2 separate regions of the Homo sapiens genome follow, and region 2 is linked to region 1. Evidence: chromatin loops called from intact Hi-C (ENCODE). Cell type or tissue: endothelial cell of umbilical vein. All regions are shown on one strand. Links, peaks and the distances in the headings refer to the core of each region. The heading gives the core; the rest is flanking DNA.

Region 1 (8,000 bases), core at 1-8,000:
AGGCACATGTAAGTTACATGAGGAAATGGCTCAAATGCCCATGGTCTCCCCTTCTGCCACCCTGCCTTCTCTTCCCCAGCCTGCACCAATGGCCTCATGGGGAGTTCCCTATGATCAGTTGAGAGAGGAAGAGAAGACTAGGGCCTGGTTCACAGATGGTTCTGTATGATATGCAGGCACCACCCAAAAGTGGACAGCTGCAGCACTACAGCCCCTTTCTAGGACATCCCTGAAGGACAGCAGTGAAGGGGAATCTTCCCAGTGGGCAGAACTTTGAGTAGTGCACCTGATTGTGCACTTCGCATGGAAGGAGAAATGGCCAGATATGCAATTATATACTGATTCATGGGCTGTAGCCAATGGTTTGGCTGGATGGTCAGGGACTTGGAAGAAGCATGATTGGAAAATTGGTGACAAAGAAATTTGGGGAAGAGATATGTGGATGGACCTCTCTGAGTGGTCAAAAAATGTGAAGATATTTGTATCCCATGTGAGTGCTCACCAACTGGTGACCTCAGCAGAGAAGGATTTTAATAATCAAGTGGATAGGATGACCCGTTCTGAGGACACTACTCAGTCTCTTTCCCCAGTCACCCCTGTCATTGTCCAATAGTCCCATGAACAAAGTGGCCATGGTGGCAGGGATGGAGGTTACGCATTGGCTCAGCAACATGGACTTCCGCTCACCAAGGCTATTCTGGCTACAGCCACTGCTGAGTACCCAGTTTGCCAGTAGCAGAGACCAACACTGAGCCCTTGATATGGCACCATCCTTGGGGTGATAAGCCAGCTACCTGGTGGCAGTTGGATTATATTGGACCTCTTCCATCATGGGAAGGGCAGAGGTTTGTCCTCACTGGAATAGACAGTCTGGATATGGGTTTGCCTATCCTGCATGCAATGTTTCTGCCAAGACTACTATCTGTAGACTCATGGAATGCCTTATCCACCATCATGGTATTCCACACAGCATTGCCTCTGATCAAGGCACTCCCTTTATGGCTAAAGAAGTGCAGCAGTGGGCTCATGCTCATGGAATTCACTGGTCTTACCATGTTCCCCATCATCCTGAAGCAGCTAGATTGATAGAACGGTGGAATGTTCTTTTAAAGTCACAATTACAGTGCCAACTAGGTGACAATACTTTGCAGGGCTGGGGCAGAGTTCTCCAGAAGGCCGTGTATGCTCTGAATCAGCGTCCAATATGTGGTACTGTTTCTCCCATAGCCAGGACTCATGGGTCCAGGAATCAAGGGGTGGAAGTGGAAGTGGCACCACTCGCCATCACCCCAGTGATCCACTAGCAAAATTTTTGCTTCCTGTTCCTGCGACATTACGTTCTGCTGGCCTAGAGATCTTAGTTCCAGAGGGAGGACTGCTGCCACCAGGAGACACAACAATGATTCCATTAAATTGAAAGTTAAGATTGCCACCTGGACACTTTGGGCTCCTCCTATGTTTAAGTCAACAGGCTAAGAAGGGAGTTCCAATGTTGGCTGGGGTGATTGACCCAGACTATCAAGATGAAATCATTTGGCCGGGCGCGGTGGCTCATGCCTGTAATCCCAGCACTTTGGGAGGCCAAGGTGGGCAGATCATGAGGTCAGGAGATTGAGACCATCCTGGCTAACACAGTGAAAGCTGTCTCTACCAAGATTAGCCGGGCATGGTGGTAGGCACCTATAGTCCTAGCTACTTGGGAGGCTGAGGCAGGAGAATGGCGTGAACCCAGGAGGCAGAGCTTGTAGTGAGCCGAGACCACACCACTGCACTGCAGCCTGGGCAACAGAGTGAGACTCCGTCTCAAAAAAAAAAGATGAAATCAGTCTACTACACCACAGAGGTAAGGAAGAATATGCATGGAATACAGGAGATCCATTAGGGCATCTCTTAGTATTACCATGCCCTGTGATTAAGGTCAATGGGAAACTACAACAGCCCAATCCAGGCAGGGCTACAAACGGCCCAGACCTCTCAGGAATGAAGGTTTGGCTCACTCCACCAGGAAAAAAGCCATGACCTGCTGAGGTGCTTGCTGAAGGCAAAGGGAATACAGAATGGGTAGTTGAAGAAGGTAGTCATCAATACCAGCTACGAACACGTGACCAGCTTCAGAAACGGGGACTGTAATTATGAGTATTTTCTCCTTTTTTTTGCTGAAAACATACTTGTGCATGTATACACTTGTACTAAGAAAATATCTTTATTTTCTTTTCCTTTATCATTTTACATAAGATTTATTGACTTCATAGCAGCATTTAAGTATTGTTAACTTATGTAATAGTATTTGGGTTGGGGATTGGTGCGTTTCCAGTTGTAGGAAGGATAGTTGTATTATGTTGGGTGTAATTATGACCTTATTATCTTTATTTGAAGATTATGTGTGATCTCAGGAGATGTGTATGGGTTCAAGGGGTGGACTTGTGATGGTTAATACTGAGTGTCAACTCGATTGGATTAAAAGATACAAAGTATTGGTCCTGGGTGTGTCTGTGAGGGTGTTGCCAAAGGAGATTATCATTGGAGTTAGTGGGCTGGGGAAGGCAGACCCACCCTTAATTGGGTGGGCACCATCTAATCAGTGGCCAGCAAATATAATGCAGGCAGAAAAATGTGAAAAGGCTCCCAGCCTACATCTTTTTGTCATGCTGGATGCTTCCTGCCCTCGAACATTGGACTCCAAGTTCTTCAGTTTTGAGACTCGGACTGGCTCTCTTTGCTCCTTAAGCTTTCAGACAGCCTATTGTGGGACCTTGTGATCATGTAAGTTAATACTTAATAAACTCCCCTTCCTACTAGTTATGTCCTACTATAACTACTAGTTATGTCCTACTAGTTATATCCTACTAGTTATGTCCCTCTAGGGAACCCTGACTAATACACCAATCAACTGTGAGATCTCTCAAAGTCAACTTCCAAGTCTTTTGTATACATCTTTAATTGAACTAATGAGAAGAGAGTGAATCAAATTCTGAAAGCAAAGTTAGTGCCTTATGTCCAGTGTCTTATGTCCTAAGAAGAAAACTGCCATGATGGGACCTAAATATTTAATATAGAAATATACATATTTATATATAATATATATTTAATATTACACACACACATAAGCATTTGGATATATTTCTGTGACACTGTTCAAAACTCTTTTACTTTTCATTGAAGTCATAATATTTATGTATTTACCTATTCAGAAAAGAGGGTAAACTAAAATATAACAAAGACAGAAAACAAGTTATTTTGTATCTGAGTACTGTTCAATGTGTTAATGGAAATGTATACTTCAGAGCAATCTTATCTCAGCCTTTTGGTAAAATGTGTCTCAATCTGGGTTGAACTGAAATTTCTCATCTCCAAGTCTAGAAATAATGCAAAGGGTAAGAAGTTTGCTCTTCTTAGCAGCGTCCCATTATAACATGGTTAAAAACTAGTAAATGATCAGGTTGAAGTCATTTTGTTGTCGTTTAATGACTGATCTTGGAAACACCCACTTTCACAAGGATCTTCAAGGTCACAGATAGTTTGCCTGAAATTGACCAGGCTTCAAAGGTGCTTCTGTGTTCTTCCTTCCTTCCACTCCTCCACGCAAGAAAAATGTAGACAATTATCCAAGGTCAAAATAGCAAACTGGGGCCAGGCGTGGTGGCTCACGCCTGTAATCCCAGCACTTTGGGAGGCCAAGGCGGGTGGATCCCGAGGTCAGGAGTTCGAGACCAGCCTGGCCAAGATGGTGAAATCCCGTCTCTACTAAAAATACAAAAATTAGCTGGACACGGTGGCGGGTGCCTGTAAACCTAGGTACTTGGGAGGCTGAGGCAGGAGAATCGCCTGAAGCCAGGAGGTTGTGGTTGCAGTGAGCCAAGACCACACCACTGTATTCTCTAGCCTGGGTGACAGAGCAAGACTCCGTCTCAAAAAAAAAAAAAAGACAAAAAGCAAACTGGGCAGGCAGCCAGACCATGCACATGGAGCTGTACCAAAGTGTTCCCCAGCCTAACTTGACCAATAAATTCCATAAATGTCTCTAAGCGTTTTCTCATACTCAAGGTAAGACTTCAAAATGTGGGGCAGGTCAAACTTCACATGCTCAGAAAATGAAACTTTGTCTTCTATAACAAATAGTCATAGATTAAAAAAAACTTGCCAATTCAAGGGAGCAATTTCATCAGATGTAAAAAGTCTGTTAAATAAATGTTCAGTCAATTTAAGTGCAGATTCATTATCAGGGTACTTCTCTCTTAAGCCACTTCCCTTTCTCTCTGCTCCCTGCCCCTCTCCTCCCATGAAACCCTAGCCTACAATGGGTAGGATTTCCGAATTAGGTATCTTTTTCTGTTTGTTCTGCTTCCTACTGCCCTTTAAGCGTTTCCTTGAAATCAGCATTTCAAACTTTGGGGCTGAGCAGCTGAAAAGTGTTTCAAATGATCACATTGTGCCATCTGGTGGAAATACAGCCTTTTCCAGGCAGAGGCAAGTAAGAGAATTCCTCTGGCTCTTATATTTTTGGTTCTCTTTCTATATTTGGCTTAACCACAAGGAAAGTCTGATAAATTTTACAAAACCAAAAGCCAGCTGAGGCCAACCTCCCTCCTTTCGGTTCTATCAGTTTAGTATTTTTTCCAAAAGAAATCTTTCCATTTGCCCTGTAATGTTTTTAAATAATAATAAAGAAAAGACCAAACTTATATTCTGTCTTATGAACATGTGGAAAATGCATGTGTTGTCCTTAAATCTATCTTTTTTTCTTAAATAAATTGGTGTTTTAACTAAAAAACAAGCCTGCCACAGCTGGTTGAGAGGCCAAGCCAGGAGGACCTCTTGAGCCGGGAGTTCGATTTTGCAGTGTGCCACGATCACAACTGTGAAGAGCCACTGCACTCTAGCCTGGGCAACATAACGAAAATAATTTTGTATAGTAATTCATAAATGGCATTTTCTTCTGAAATAGTATGCCAGAGTACTTAACTATGCCATCGGAAACTGCTGCATGGGATTAGGACTGCCTAATGTTTTTATCGGCTTTTAGAGGATACTAATCTCATAGGCTTTCATTGATACAAAGTTTATATCTTACTTCACATTATTTCTAGATTTATCAATGAATAATGCACAATATGTTACCATTTGAGAATGACTTGAAGACTTACATATCTTACTAGTTATATTTCCCATGCTAAGTTGAGGGATTGCTGGAGTGGCTATTTTTAATACTTTTTTTTTTTTTTTTTGTGCTTCTTTTCCTCATCTCAGATTAGAATCCCCCACTCGGAGTCTAAGCATGGATGCCCCAAGGGGTGTGCATATTCAAGCTCACGCTGGGAAAATTGAGGCGCTTTCTCAAATGGATATTCTTTTTCATAGTAGTGATGGAATGGTGAGTTCATTCACAGATCAGCCTCCTACTGTATGTCCTGATGATATTCCTGAGTACCATGTCTGTAAAGCTATCAGTATTAAATTTCTAGTAGTTTGTAGGAAAACATTGTGAAGGTCATAGAGTAGCAAATGTACAAGGAAAGCAAAAGACAATTTAGCATTGAAAGAAGGGCCAAGAAAGTCTAAAATTATTCTGTATTAGATCCAGACAGCTTTCTTTAACTGGCATTTATGCTATCAAGTGATTTAGTGACTTGTTATTTTCAAGTCGGAAAAAAAAAACACTACAGACGTTCACAGTTTACAGAGAATGTCCATTTTGCCATTTCCTAGGGATGGCTGTCACTAGGAGTCACCCACTAACAACCACTGTCACCTTTCACTGCCCAGAGTGCTGCGTTTAAGCTGCATTTCCAGTTTAAATGAAAATGAAAGATGAAAAATAAGAGTGTTTTTTTCAAAGTCAACTACAATAAAGATAAAATCTGGGACTTCAAGTCTAGAAATACAGTTGTCCCCCTTTATTGACAGGGGATTTGTTCCAAGACCCCTACTGGAAGCCTAAAACCACAGAGAGTACAGAACCCTGTATACACTATCTGTTTTCCTGTGCATACACACCTCTGCTAAAGTTTAACTTATAAATAAGGCTCAGTGAGAGATTAAGAACAATAACTCACAATAAAATGAAGTGATTATGACAATATGCTAGCATCAATGCTCTTGTGCTTTGGAGCCATTATTAATTAAAATTAACGGTGACTTGAACACAAGTACCACAATAACTTAACAGTGGATCTCACCGTGGAGATGGCTCCTCAGTGACTCACGGGCTGGGAGCGTAGACAGCTGGAGATGCTGGACACAGGGATGATTCATGTCCTGGGCTGGACGGCTCAAGATTCCATCACGCTAGTCAGAAAGGGGTGCCATTTAAAATGTATAAATTATTTCTGGAATTTTCCATTTAATATTATCCAGACCAAAGTTGACAGCAGATAACTAAAATCAAAACTAAAACCAAAGAAAGTGAAACAGCAGGCAGCAGGGGAGGAGCTGCTAAAACCTCACTGACACAAGCCAAAGTCACAATGAGGCTTACAGCACACAGTGCTCAATACTGATATTGGAACCCTGTTTGTTAGAAAAAAAAAAAGGAAAAAGCTCAATTTCGGTCAACCAGAAAATCAGACATGTTAGGGATGTTCCTAAATGGTCTAGAAGAAAACCAAGGATTTGGTTTATAAGCTCATTCCAATTGTATGATGCCATATTTATAGATTTGTGCAAACAACTGATCTCATCTTCTTGGCCTAACCCCAGATATTTTCATATGTATGAATGTGCTCAAAATAAGCCACTGCTGCAAGAATTGTCTTGTACATAGCTCTGTCTTACCAAGAGTGAGTGCAGTGAGTGACATGGGTTGTGTTCACTCATGCCACCATTGCCTGACAGACCCTGTGGAATCCAATAGGGATGGCACCACGTCCAAAAGGCTGAAGAAGAGACCCAGAGCCATGGAACAGGACATAGGGTTTATTGAGGACTTAACAGACAGGGCGGTCCAGTAGCAGCGAGCTGGACTGGAAAACTGCTCCCATTTTTAAAAAGCATGCAGGTTATACAGCATTTTCACTTAGCAACAACTTCCATTTAACCCAAAACAAAGGGCCTCGATCCCCCATATGGCCTGTGTTGCAAGGGATGGGCCAGGCGCTCCGATGTCCTTCACAGATGTGGACTGAATCTCAGGGTTTGCCACTCCCAGACTCCTTAGCTCAGAAGGCTGAACACACATTCTTCTTGGATCATAGAGTCATTCTCAGGGATTGCCTGAGTTATTGCAGTCAGGTGCATCTCCATACACCGGGTGAATGTGCTGGGATAAACATCCATGGACGCTGTTAGTACAACAAGAAGGCACATGGGTTTCCAAGCTCCTCCCCAGCCCAGGCCCTATCATCGCACCTGCGGCGATGCACAGACCGCCCCCCACCCATCCACCTCCCCCCCCCCCCCCCCCCGCCAACAGGTGTAACGTGGTGCCGCGGGCAGAGGATTCACCTGGAAGTCAGGAAGCCTGAGTCCTAGTGCTAGATCAAATTCCCTCATTACCTGTTTGAATTCAGGACTCTTATCCGGCCCTCTCTAGGCCTGTCTCAGCAAATAGGGAATATAATATTTGCTTAATTATGTCATAGGGTTTTGAGACACTACTGTAGGAATATGGGTGCCAACATTTTGAAACTACATTACTGTGATATTAATAGGAACGTGTAGTAAAGGTGTAGGTGGATATGGTGCCATCATCAAGCCAGCTGCGAGAACAGCACCAGAGTGTGTGGGCAGGACCCATCAGATGACAGCCTGCTAGTGGAACACAGGTCTTCAGGGGAAGCCACTGCAGGTCATAACCTATGAAGTTGTGATGTCAGGAGCAGAGAAATGCAGAAATAAAAATCAAGAATGAGGCGTTAGATAATAACCTAAAGATTCTACTTGAAAAACATATTAACAGCTATTTGACTTCTTTGACCGTGACTGCACCAGACCATGCACGGCACAGAGCTGCCTGCAATGCTGTGGGGTCGTGTGATCAAGCCTCACCTGGCAGGTGCACACCG
Region 2 (10,960 bases), core at 1,476-9,475, 230 kb before region 1:
CATATCTCTTGGCTCTAGTTTTTAAATCTCACCATTATTTTAAGGCATATAATTTCCAGTCCCTTAGCCCTAAAGTCCTAAAACCCCAGCCATCTCAGCTCTCCATCCCCTAAGCCCCCACGTGCTCTGCTCTGTGGGTGTGTTCTGGTCCCTACTAGATTCCTTTCCTCTCTCTGAAACACGCGCATTGGGGCCTGTGGGCCCTCATCCCACACTAGCTGGAGCTGAGGTGAGAAACTACAGCCCCCTCCCAAAGTCTTGAAAAGCAGCTGTTTGTTGCAGGCTTTTCTGGAGGGACGACAGATCAAGAGTGTAACCATGCCTCCAACAGCAATGCTGGCTCAAAATAATCCTCCCTAGGAGAGCCAGTTTCACACTCTCAGCAGCATCGCCCACTCTTCCCCCAGGCAGGCTTCTCACCTCTCTGGTGCTCCCTTCTTCCTCCTCCTCAGGCAAATGTGCCCATGTTGTCACCTCTAAAGCCGGCTCCTGAGCCCCCGCCATTCTCCTGGGGAAGCAGGAAAGCACTCCTCCGCTAACCGCCTTCCTCTTAGGGACGAACTCCCTGGAGGTCTGGGGAGCACCCTGCCTTCCTGCACTCTCAGTGCTGTTGTGTAAAGCTGCCTCTACAAAAGCCATACGTCTCCTCCAATCATGTGGGAATCCTCACAAAGCCAGGACCACTGTTTTTACTTTATTCTTTAAATTGTCACATGATATAAAAACCAGTATACAGATATGAAAAGGTTTTAATTTTTAAATGTATTTATACTTGAACGCACAAAGTTTCATGTCAACACATAATAGTCTTTTCAATTCCTTTTCTGGTTTCTTTAGACTTTCTTCCTTCACCTACATCGGGTTTTCCCAACACGCAATAAACAAGGTAAGGCTCTCCTGAGTGTCTTCCCGGGTTTTCTCTGTGCTTGCAGAATCCCTACAGACATGGACAAAAACAAACGCACTGAGACAGCTGCTCTTTGTTTTAAAAAATTGGCATCCTACTATACATACTTTTCTGCATGTTGGTTTTCTAATTCAACAGTACCTTGTGAAAAACATTTTCAAGACAACGGATATAGTTTTAATTTTTCCTTTTTTTTTTTTGAGATAGAGTCTTTCTCTGTTGCCCAGGTTAGAGTGCAGTGATGCCAACTCGGCTCACTGCAACCTCTGCCTCCTGGGTTCAAGCAATTATCCTGCCTCAGCCTCTCAAGTAGCTAGGATTACAGGTGCCCACGACCACGCCTGGTTAATTTTTGTATTTTTAGTAGAGATGGGTATTCACCATGTTGGCCGGGCTGGCCTTGAACTCCTGACCTCAGGTGATCCACCCAACTTGGCCTCCCAAAGTGCTGGGATTACAGGCATGAGCCACCATGCCAGGCCTATATTTTTTAATGAGTATTTTATTCATGCTGCAGATCAGGACTTTGTAACATGAGCAGTATGATTTTAGGCATGGAAACCATTGCGTTGGGGGCTGCCCTGTGCATTAGGAGGTGTTTAACATCACCCCTGACCTCTATCCTCTAGAAACCAGGAGCACCGCTGCCGCCTTCCAACTGTGACAACCAAAAATGCCTCCAGACATTGCTAAATGTCCTCTGGAGGACAAAATCACCCAGGCTGAGAAACACCGGTGTGGACATACTATAATCTGTAATGGATTCATCCATTCCTTTACGGGAAGGCAACCCACATTTTGGCCACCACAATGAAATGCAGCAATAAATATATTTACACATACTTTTGATAAAAATTATTTTATCAAATAGTTTTAAATATACCTTTTGTCAAAACCTTGGATCTGGAAATAAGCTTTCTAAACTAATAGAAAGTATTCACTGTGTTCACCATGTAAGCTAGTTAGCAAAGCCAATCTTCATTGTCAAACCAATTAGACAAATAAGTCTTTTAAATAAAAAAAGTTTCAAAATTTAAGTCAGCATGTTTAACATGTGAGAGGAATATCTCAAACTGAGAAAGTCGAATTCTTACTGCAAGATGGACTACTAAAAGCAGTCAGGAATGACATTATTTTACTTCAATCTAATTCATCTATGCATTTTATTAGCTATAAAGTTAAAAGCATAAATCTATATACTGTCTTACGTACATAATTCTAAGCAATACAATGTAATGTGTACAAAAATAGAAAACTACTTACAAAGCTATAAATGTAATTCAAAGCATGATATTCAGCAAATATAAGTGTACGTGGGCATGAACTCTAGTAACTGGCTTTGGGAATAAAAATAAGAAAAAAATCTATCAAACACTTTAGATTTGTGATAAATTTTAATAAAGAATTTTGTATATTTAATGAAGGAGAAAGGAATATGCTATAAAAATCTGAGTCGAGCTGTTAGCACATTTCACACAGCACATTGCAGAAACCAAAAGAAGACACAAAAAGGGAGGAAGGAAAGAAGGTCTCAAATAAGGCTGGGGAGGGGGGCAGGGGCCAGATCGTGAAGGAGCTTCTGAGCTGCATAAAGGATTTCGGCCTCTATCATGGAAGCAATGTGATCGTATTGAAGAGCCTTAATGAAGTAGAGTACTAGCATCTTATATGTGCATACTTTAAAAGTTGACTGTTACTGGCCGGGCGCGGTGGCTCACGCCTGTAATCCCAGCACTTTGGGAGGCTGAGGTGGGCGGATCACGAGGTCAGGAGATCCAGACCATCTTGGCTAGCACGGTGAAACCCCGTCTCTACTAAAAATACAGAAAAATTAGCCGGGCGTGGTGGCGGGCGCCTGTAGTCCCAGCTACTCAGGAGGTTGAGGCAGGAGAATGGCGTGAACCCAGGAGGCGGAGCTTGCAGTGAGCAGAGATCGTGCCACTGCACTCCAGCCTGGGCGACAGAGCGAGACTCCGTCTCAAAAAAAAAAAAAAAAATTGACTGTTACTAATCGTAGAGAATCAATCAGAGGGTGACATGAGAAGATGCCAGAGAAGAGTCCTGAGATTACTTTAAACAGGAAATGGTGAAAACTTGGGTTAAGGTGGCGAATGTGGAGCTGACAGAAATGAACATTTGATTATTCAGTGCAGGGACTATCCTCAGAACATAATGGTGAGTACAGTCACATAGCAAGGATGGTTAAAGCCCTAAGAAGAGATGGAACCACTTGGACTGCATGGCAGTTGGGGCCCAGGACCAAGCTGTGGGGAGCTCCAGCATTCAGGGGCCGCAGAGGGGACCCAGCAAGTGGAACACACAGAGGAGGCATGGCAAGAGACCCAGGCGGGAAGCCAGGTGAGTGCAGCGTCCTGCTGGCTAAGGGAAGGACGCTTCAAGAGTGTCAGGAGTCAGTGTTAGGGCCCAGAGAACGATACCCTAAATGAAGGCTTCAGAAGCAGCTCTCTCTGACCTTCTCCCGCCCTCCTGTCTCTGGCTCCTCATTCTCCCCTGGGCCTAGCCCCAGAAACTGGAATCCCTCTTCACCAAGTCAGGGTCATAGAAACCAGAACCCATCTTCCCCAAACCCAACCATAACACCTAAAAATAGTGCTCTAACTTTCTCGCTGCGTTTCTGTGTAAAATCTGGTCATAAATAAATTCTCAGACCTACCTTGTTTGACAGTAGGTTATAAGACCCCCATTCCAGGCCGGGCATGGTGGCTCACGCCTATAATCCCAGCATTTTGGGAGGCCAAGGCGGGTGGATCACGAGGTCAGGAGATTGAGATCGTCCTGGCTAACACAGTGAAACCCCGTCTCTACTAAAAATACAAAAAAAAAAAAAAAAGCCAGGCGCGGTGGTGGGCACCTGTAGTCGCAGGTACTTGGGAGGCTGAGGCAGGAGAATGGCGTGAACCCGGGAGGCGGAGCTTGCAGTGAGCCGAGATCGCACCACTGCACTCCAGCCTGGGCGACAGAGGGAGACTCCCTCTCAAAAAAAAAAAAAGTACCCCCATTCCAGAGAGGGTTCTGCCCCACACCCAGAAGGAAGGTACGGTGCTCAGAGAGGCCAGGAAGAATCTAGATGGACAAGCCTCGCTGGGTTTCCCCACTCAGTCTGTTAGCATTAGGTCATGCCCTTTTTGTCCAATCAAATTTCTACATGGCTGTCCATATTTTGTTGAACCTCAATACAAAAATGGACAATTTCCCCTTTATCTTTGAGTCTTCATTCTGAAGGCTCCCATGTGAAATAAAATTAAGATACAATAAGACTGTATGCCTTTTCACCTATTGATCTGCCTTTTGTCCAGCTGATTTTCAGGGACCCTTCAGGGGAAGAAGGGAACGTTTTCCCTTGGCCCTTACATAAGAATGCTACTAATACAGTGGTAAGAAAAAATGAAACCAAATTCTCCTTTGTTTCATTTTTCCTGTTAAAGAGTGAAAACAGTTAAAGACATACCTTTTCATTAGAGTCCTGTTTTTGCTATGTCTTGTAAGTTTTTGTTTTTTTTGTTTTTTTTTTGTTTTTTTTTTGTTTTGAGGCAGAGTCTCGCTTTGTCGCCCAGGCTGGAGTGCAGTGGCACGATCTCTGCTCATTGCAAGCTCCGCCTCCCGGGTTCACACCGTTCTCCCCGCCTCAGCCTCCCAAGTAGCTGGGACTACAGGCACCCGCCACCATGCCTGGCTAATTTTTTTTGTATTTTTAGTAGAGACGGGGTTTCACTGTGTTAGCCAGGATGGTCTTGATCTCCTGACCTTGTTATCCGCCCACCTCGGCCTCCCAAAGTGCTTGGATTACAGGAGTGAGCCACCGCACCAGGCCGTCTTTTAAGTTTTTATATGCAGTGTTCTCATTAATTTTTCTAAATTATCAATAATTGCACTTATTTCCTCTCTACCAAATAGTTATTTTAGAGAATGTTAAATTTTCAAGTGATTGTATTTTTAATTTAAATAGTCATCAGTGTACAGAGAAAGGACTTTTTTAGGATTCTTTTGAAGTCCCTTGATTAAGAGAGGTGTTTTTCCCTCCTATAAGGTTGGAATTAAGTTGACTTTTCTTCCACAGTAATCTCATTTAGACCCTCATTTAAAGAAATTCAACAAAAGTCTAATGCCAACTCCCTTTCCCCAGTTTCTAGCGCTAGCTAATTAGAGCTTTTTCCTACTTTCGTATTTCTTTCATTATTTGGATGAAAATCTGGAATAATTAGGTGTGCATTCAGATCACTGTCTTGTTCAGCAGCCAGTCACAGGTAATAGTTTAGCTGCCTGATGCTACAGCTCTCTTCTGTAATGTAAACCATTGTTTTTGTTTGTTTGTTTGTTTTTTGCCTCTTTGCTCTTTCCAGCACAGTGTTCTGTGATCATGGCAATACCAGAAGCATTTTAAATTCCTTCTGAAGAAAAAGACACTATCTGCTTAGAATTTAAGCTGGAAACCAACAGCAACCTCCTTGTTGCTGTGCCATGCTTTTTTCCTACATCATGTGATTGTAGAAGCCTACCAGCAGCGATAACTCAGCAGTAACTTGAGGATACATCTGTTTAATTGCTTCACACCCAGTGTCAGATAGATAATAATAGCAGCACAAAGGACCTGAGAGATCATCCAATTAGTACAAGCCCCCTGTTTTGTAGATGAGGAAAATGAGTCATTGCTAAGACTTTCACACAGTTATTTAGTGGAAAATTTGCATTCATATTTACACAAAGAGCAATGCCTTACATAATAGAAAACTAACGACTTAGTATGATTTATGGAAATGTAATTTTTGAAAGAGCTACCCATAACCTCAGGTCCTTCAGAAACCAGGAAGAATAGAAATGGCTTTGTCAGCCTTTAAAAACAGCTATTAATTTGCTATTCCAAATGTCAGCAGGTAAGTTACTCCACAGAGTAGGGCATGAAAAGCACCCAGAAGACATGGAGAAGATTTATACTTGAGTTCTTGTATTTCAAACTCATTGTATTTTCTTGATGATGAAGACAAGTGATTTTTGTAAAACATACATTTGTAATTTAAAGACAGATAGATGCTGACTCATTACCCGGATTAAAGTACTCTCCACATAAATAGTTGTCATCTGCTGTAGCCCCACCTGTTTCTACTCCATTTTCAACCTCTTTTTTCCTTGTTTTCTTTCCAACATTTAGACATGAGATTTCACTCTTGGGCTTAAAGTCAGCCCTCAGTAATAATGTTGATACTATTCTGATGCCCTTTTCATTCCAACTCTGATTTTAATTCTAATACTAATACTAGCACTAGCTAAAGTTGATTGAGTGCTTACTTGATATTCTAAATGCTTTACATGAACTATCTAATTTAACAGAAATAGCAACCTACTACTATCTCTCTCCATTTTACAGATTAAGAAACTGAGGCACAGAGAGGTTGTATCTGTAGGAAGTGGCAGAATGAGCCATCCACCCAGGCAATCAGGGTCTAGATAGAACCTGCAGTCTGTTTGAACCACTGAGCTCTACAACCCCACCCAGTGGCTCATTTGGGTATCAGGTCATGTCCAAGTAAAAAGGTAAAAAGGGCAATTATAGGAGCCTCCCCAACCACACATGGGAAGGGGCCATGGAACCAGTTTTTCTTGTAAAAAGGACAGTTCACTTGACCAAACTTGACCACACATACCACAGCAAGCTGATGACAGCGCCATACATGATTTTTCATGAGCAAAGAGAAATGTACTGCATACATCTTAACCTCCAGTTGTTCATTTTGAGAAGGAATAAAAGATCCAGAAGGAAAAGTAGATCCCGTTCAGACAGTTTATAAACACTTAACCAGTGCTCATAGCCCAGTGCAGAAGGACAGGAAACTCACCAAACCTACACAGGGTTTTGTCAGATGGTGGTTTTTCAGGGTAAAATGGTGGACCTTATTTGGAAATACTTTCTCCTTTATCTCATAACCTTTGGTCAACTTTAAGAGGGTATTCTTGAATGTTTATTCCCATTGGTGTCAGATTAAGACTGAAAACATCCATTGAATTTCACAGCTAGGAGGTTGTTAATGGAGATAATTTTAGTGGATTGGTGAAGGCCACAGCAGGTATCAGATTTAGAACTGAATGGGAATTATAAAGAGAAGAACAGTCTTTTTAGACTCTCTTGTTTTTTGGACATGGAGAAAGAACTTTGGGCTTCCTTTGATAGCTAAAGAGAAAATAGAGGCAAAAATGGCAGATGTTTTAAGATTCTTGAGCATAATTAAATACTAAAGTGACAAGGGTGATAAAGAGGGAGAGGACAAAATAATCAATGCCACAGGCTCTAAAGGAACTGAGGACATAGGGACAGGACAGGAAGAGACAAACCTCCTGCAGATGCTGACAGAAAGTCCCCTTAACAGATCAGGGCAGGAGTTGAGAAGGGCAAGAGGCTGAGATCATCTCTACCATAGCTGTTTATTTCCTGGTGAAGTCCACAGGGCTTGGGCAATATTCATTGATTTCAATGGCATTGATTGGTAGTTGGAATTCTTTTAAATTTCTAATGAGTATTCTGAAATAAATATTAGGGTAAATAGGACAAAATTGGTCAAGGTTTTGTCCAGTACAGGGAAGGATAGAAAGGCAGAACCATGAGAGCAGTAAAATGGTGCCATTTAAGGTCTTGGATATTTTATTTTATAATTTTGTTTTTGAGACAGAGTCTCACTCTGTTGCCCAGGCTGGAGTGCAGTGGCACAATCTTGGCTCACTGCAACCTCCACCTCCCAGATTCAAGTGATTCTCCCTGCCTCAGCCTCCTGAGTAGCTGGGATTACAGGTGCGTGCCACCATGCTGGGCTAATTTTTGTATTTTTAGTAGAGATGAGGTTTCACCATATTGGCCAAGCTGGTCTTGAACTCCTGACCTCAAGCAATCCACCCGTCTCAGACTACCAAAGTGCTAGAATTACAGGCATGAGCCACCACACCTTGCCAGATATTTTATATTGAATGTTTGATTAACAGAAGCATAGTTTGGACATCCTAGTGCATAAATGGCAAACAGCTTTGTATGCCCTGCAGATCTCATGTTGCCTGTCACATCACTGCCACCATCTATAATTTGAGATCTTTTATTCTTTGATTAACTTGAATGAAAAAAAAAAAAAAAACTCCAGTTTCCTATGTCCTGCAGTCTGGTGATCTGTGTTCAAAGTCATGTCTCAAAACATGTACCCAAACAGTGAAATAGAAAAGTAGTTCCTTGTCAGAGTAAACACAGAAGCGTATCAGTATTTTTTGAAATACCTTCTTGTAGTATTTAGGACTTTTGACATCTATTTGAAAAATGAAAAGTAACTTTTTAAATGGCCAGGTATATTTTTCTTCAAACATCAAAAGCAGCTTAGTTTAATGGTGAAGTGTGTCCTGGCCGAGGCTATAAGATAGTGCCTATTCTCGACTTTCTTGCTAAGCCTATATACAAAGCAGGAGTGGCTGCTTTCACTAGAATATTTTCAAGAAGCTTAGCTTTTCAGGATCTGGGGGGCAGATAAATCTTAATCATGTAGAAAAATTGTAACCACAGTTCTGACACTTTCATTTCTTACTACTGGCAGTGAAGCCCTTTTCAGTGAAAAACAGTATATAAATCTTCTCTTGACTCAGATGAATTCTGGTCTGTCACATACTCTCGTTTCACTGAGTAACTTTCCAAATTACAAGTTTGTTTTCTGATAAGCAAATTCAACAAAATCCAACACACACCCACAACAGTCTAAATTCTGAATCTTTTTTTTTTTTGGAGACGGAGTCTCACTCTGTCGCCCAGGCTGGAGTGCAATGGTGCAATCTCCACTCACTGCAACCTCTGCCTCCTGGGTTCAAGTGATTCTCCTGCCTCAGCCTCCCGAGTAGCTGGAATTACAGGTACCCACCACCATGCCCAGCTAATTTTTTTTGTATTTTTAGTAGAGACGTGGTTTCATCATGTTGGCCAGGCTCGTCTCGAACTCCTGACCTCAGGTGATCCGCCCACCACACCCTCCCTAAGCGCTGGGATTACAGGCATGAGCCACCCCACCTGGCCGAATATTTTACAACTCTAATTAATAGGTGTCAACTAATAATAAAGAAATGCTAAGTCTCTCTACATGGTTTACTGCAAGTTGTTTGCATTTTTATTCACACACTATTCCAAGAGTTCCTGACATTTGTCTGCCCCGTCAACCCTAATACCAGATTTGTGTGAACAAATACAATTTCCACCAAACCTTCCCATTTGTTTTCCCTCTACCATAAACACCAACACTCATCCTGCTTCTCGGCCTCTCCTATATTGAAGTATGGAAATACAAAGTTTCCTTCTCGTTAATGGTGAGAGTGACAGTGTCTATAGGTAAGACAAAAAAAAAATCACCAGAATTTACTGCATGATTCTACGCGAGAAACTGAGCTAAATATTTTTTCCTTTTTTTTTGAGAAGGAGTCTCGCTGTGTCACCCAGGCTGGAGTGCAGTGGCGTGATCTCGGCTCACTCCAACCTCCATCTCCTGGGTTCAAGCGATTCTCCCTGCCTCAGCATCCTGAATAGCTGGGATTACAGGCATGCACCACAATGCCAGGCTAATTTTTGTATTTTTAGTAGAGACGGGGTTTCACCGTGTTGGCCAGGCTGGTCTTGAACTCCTGACCTCAGGTGATCCACCTGCCTCAGCCTCCCAACATGCTGGGATTACAAGCGTGCACCACCGTGCCCAGCCTAAATTTTTTACACAGATGAAAAATCCTCGTTACAAACAGGATTAGCATTCCCACTTTACAGATTAGGTCACTGAGGCTCAGGGAAGTCATGTGCTTCCCAAGAGACACTCAGGCAGGCATGCCCCCTCCCATACCTGGGGACCGCACTTTTCCCTCACTGAGAAAAGTGATATGAGCCAACCGGAAAACTATACCTTGTCCCACCCTTTATCTATACTTATATGTTCTGTCCCCTCTCCTGATACGGATAAAAATGTTTCCCTGAGCCTATCAAAACTGAACCTTTTCATTTCAGCCCTGGGTCCCAGCCCCTCTCCTTTTCTCGAGAACTGTATCCAGCCTATAGTTAATGTTTCAAATTCCCCACCATTCATTCTCTCTTTGCCACACTCCAGGCTGGCTTCTGCCCTTGCCACTCCTCAGAGTGGGCTCTCGTTGAGGTCTATAATCGCCATGCAGCCAAATGCAGCAAGTGTCTCCTGCCTCACTTTCCCTGAGCTCCGTACCTGAGACAGAACTACACCAACAGCAGGGTTATGGAGGACCCTATGTCCCCAACAGAGGTTTTCAGATGTGGTTTGGCTGTGTCCCCACCCAAATCTCACCTTGAATTGTAATCTCCATAATCCCCACATGTCAAGGGCGGGACCAGGTGGAGGTAATTGGATCATGGGACTAGTTTCCTCCATGCTATTCTCATGATAGTGGGTGAGTCTCGCGAGAGCTGAGAGTTTTATAAGCGTCTGGCATTTCCCCTGCTTGCACTCATTCCATCCTTCCACCCTGTGAAAAAGGTGCCTGCTTCTCATTTGCTTTCTGCCATGATTGTAAGTTTCCTGAGGCCTCTCCAGCCATGCTGAACTGAGTCAATTAAGCCTCTTTCCTTTATAAATTACCCAGTCTTGGGTATTTCTTCACGGCAGCATGACAACGGACTAATACACCTTTTTATCATGTCTAGTGCCATGAACATAACAATGAAATCTTCCACGTCAGTGTTACTGTACTGTGAAAGATAGTCCTGCAGGAAGTCTCATACAACATGAGAAATGAGACTCAAGTGTCTAAAGAAGTCCCACACTTTCAAAGTGGTACCAGCTTTGGATGTATACGTGCAGTATGGCTGTAAGGGTTGTAATTTCAGAAGAAACTGATTTTTGTAATAGAGAACATATGGTAAAAAAAAAAAAAAAAAGAAAGAAAAGAAAAGAAAATTGTAGGAAATAGAAAAATAAGTTACCCCTGAAGGTGAGGCTACACTCACCTATCAGAACCTCAAACGCTAAATGCGCATGCCCATCAAGAGATCTTGGCGTATAGAACATGAAT

What was found. Hi-C counts contacts between places; a loop is a spot of excess contacts. Peaks named below come from ENCODE experiments on the same cell type or tissue, not always from the same donor. Only the 100,000 strongest peaks of a DNase experiment are listed, where the experiment ranks them.
Region 2: a loop joins it to region 1, with 4 times the contacts of the local background. A loop is called at or near these places in 1 of 110 quality-filtered maps.

The regions. Positions count from the first base shown.
Region 1 is chr13:23,315,390-23,323,389 of GRCh38, forward strand. It overlaps SGCG (sarcoglycan gamma), which reads left to right. Exons shown (of 8, transcript NM_000231.3): 7 at 5,248-5,371. It overlaps LOC107984585 (a long non-coding RNA gene), which reads right to left. Exons shown (of 2, transcript XR_001749787.2): 1 at 6,177-8,000. Among named protein-coding and RNA genes, the nearest start is that of SACS-AS1, 100 kb to the right of the region's middle. RefSeq lists enhancers at 6,061-6,250, 6,261-6,350. In endothelial cell of umbilical vein, for the core only: a CTCF peak has its summit at 4,433 (motif pointing left); DNase peaks (open chromatin) are centred at 4,382, 6,212 and 6,682; H3K27ac peaks cover 3,700 bases.
Region 2 is chr13:23,081,660-23,092,619 of GRCh38, forward strand. No RefSeq gene overlaps it. Among named protein-coding and RNA genes, the nearest start is that of LINC00362, 84 kb to the right of the region's middle. In endothelial cell of umbilical vein, for the core only: a CTCF peak has its summit at 6,407; no DNase peak of the experiment used is centred there.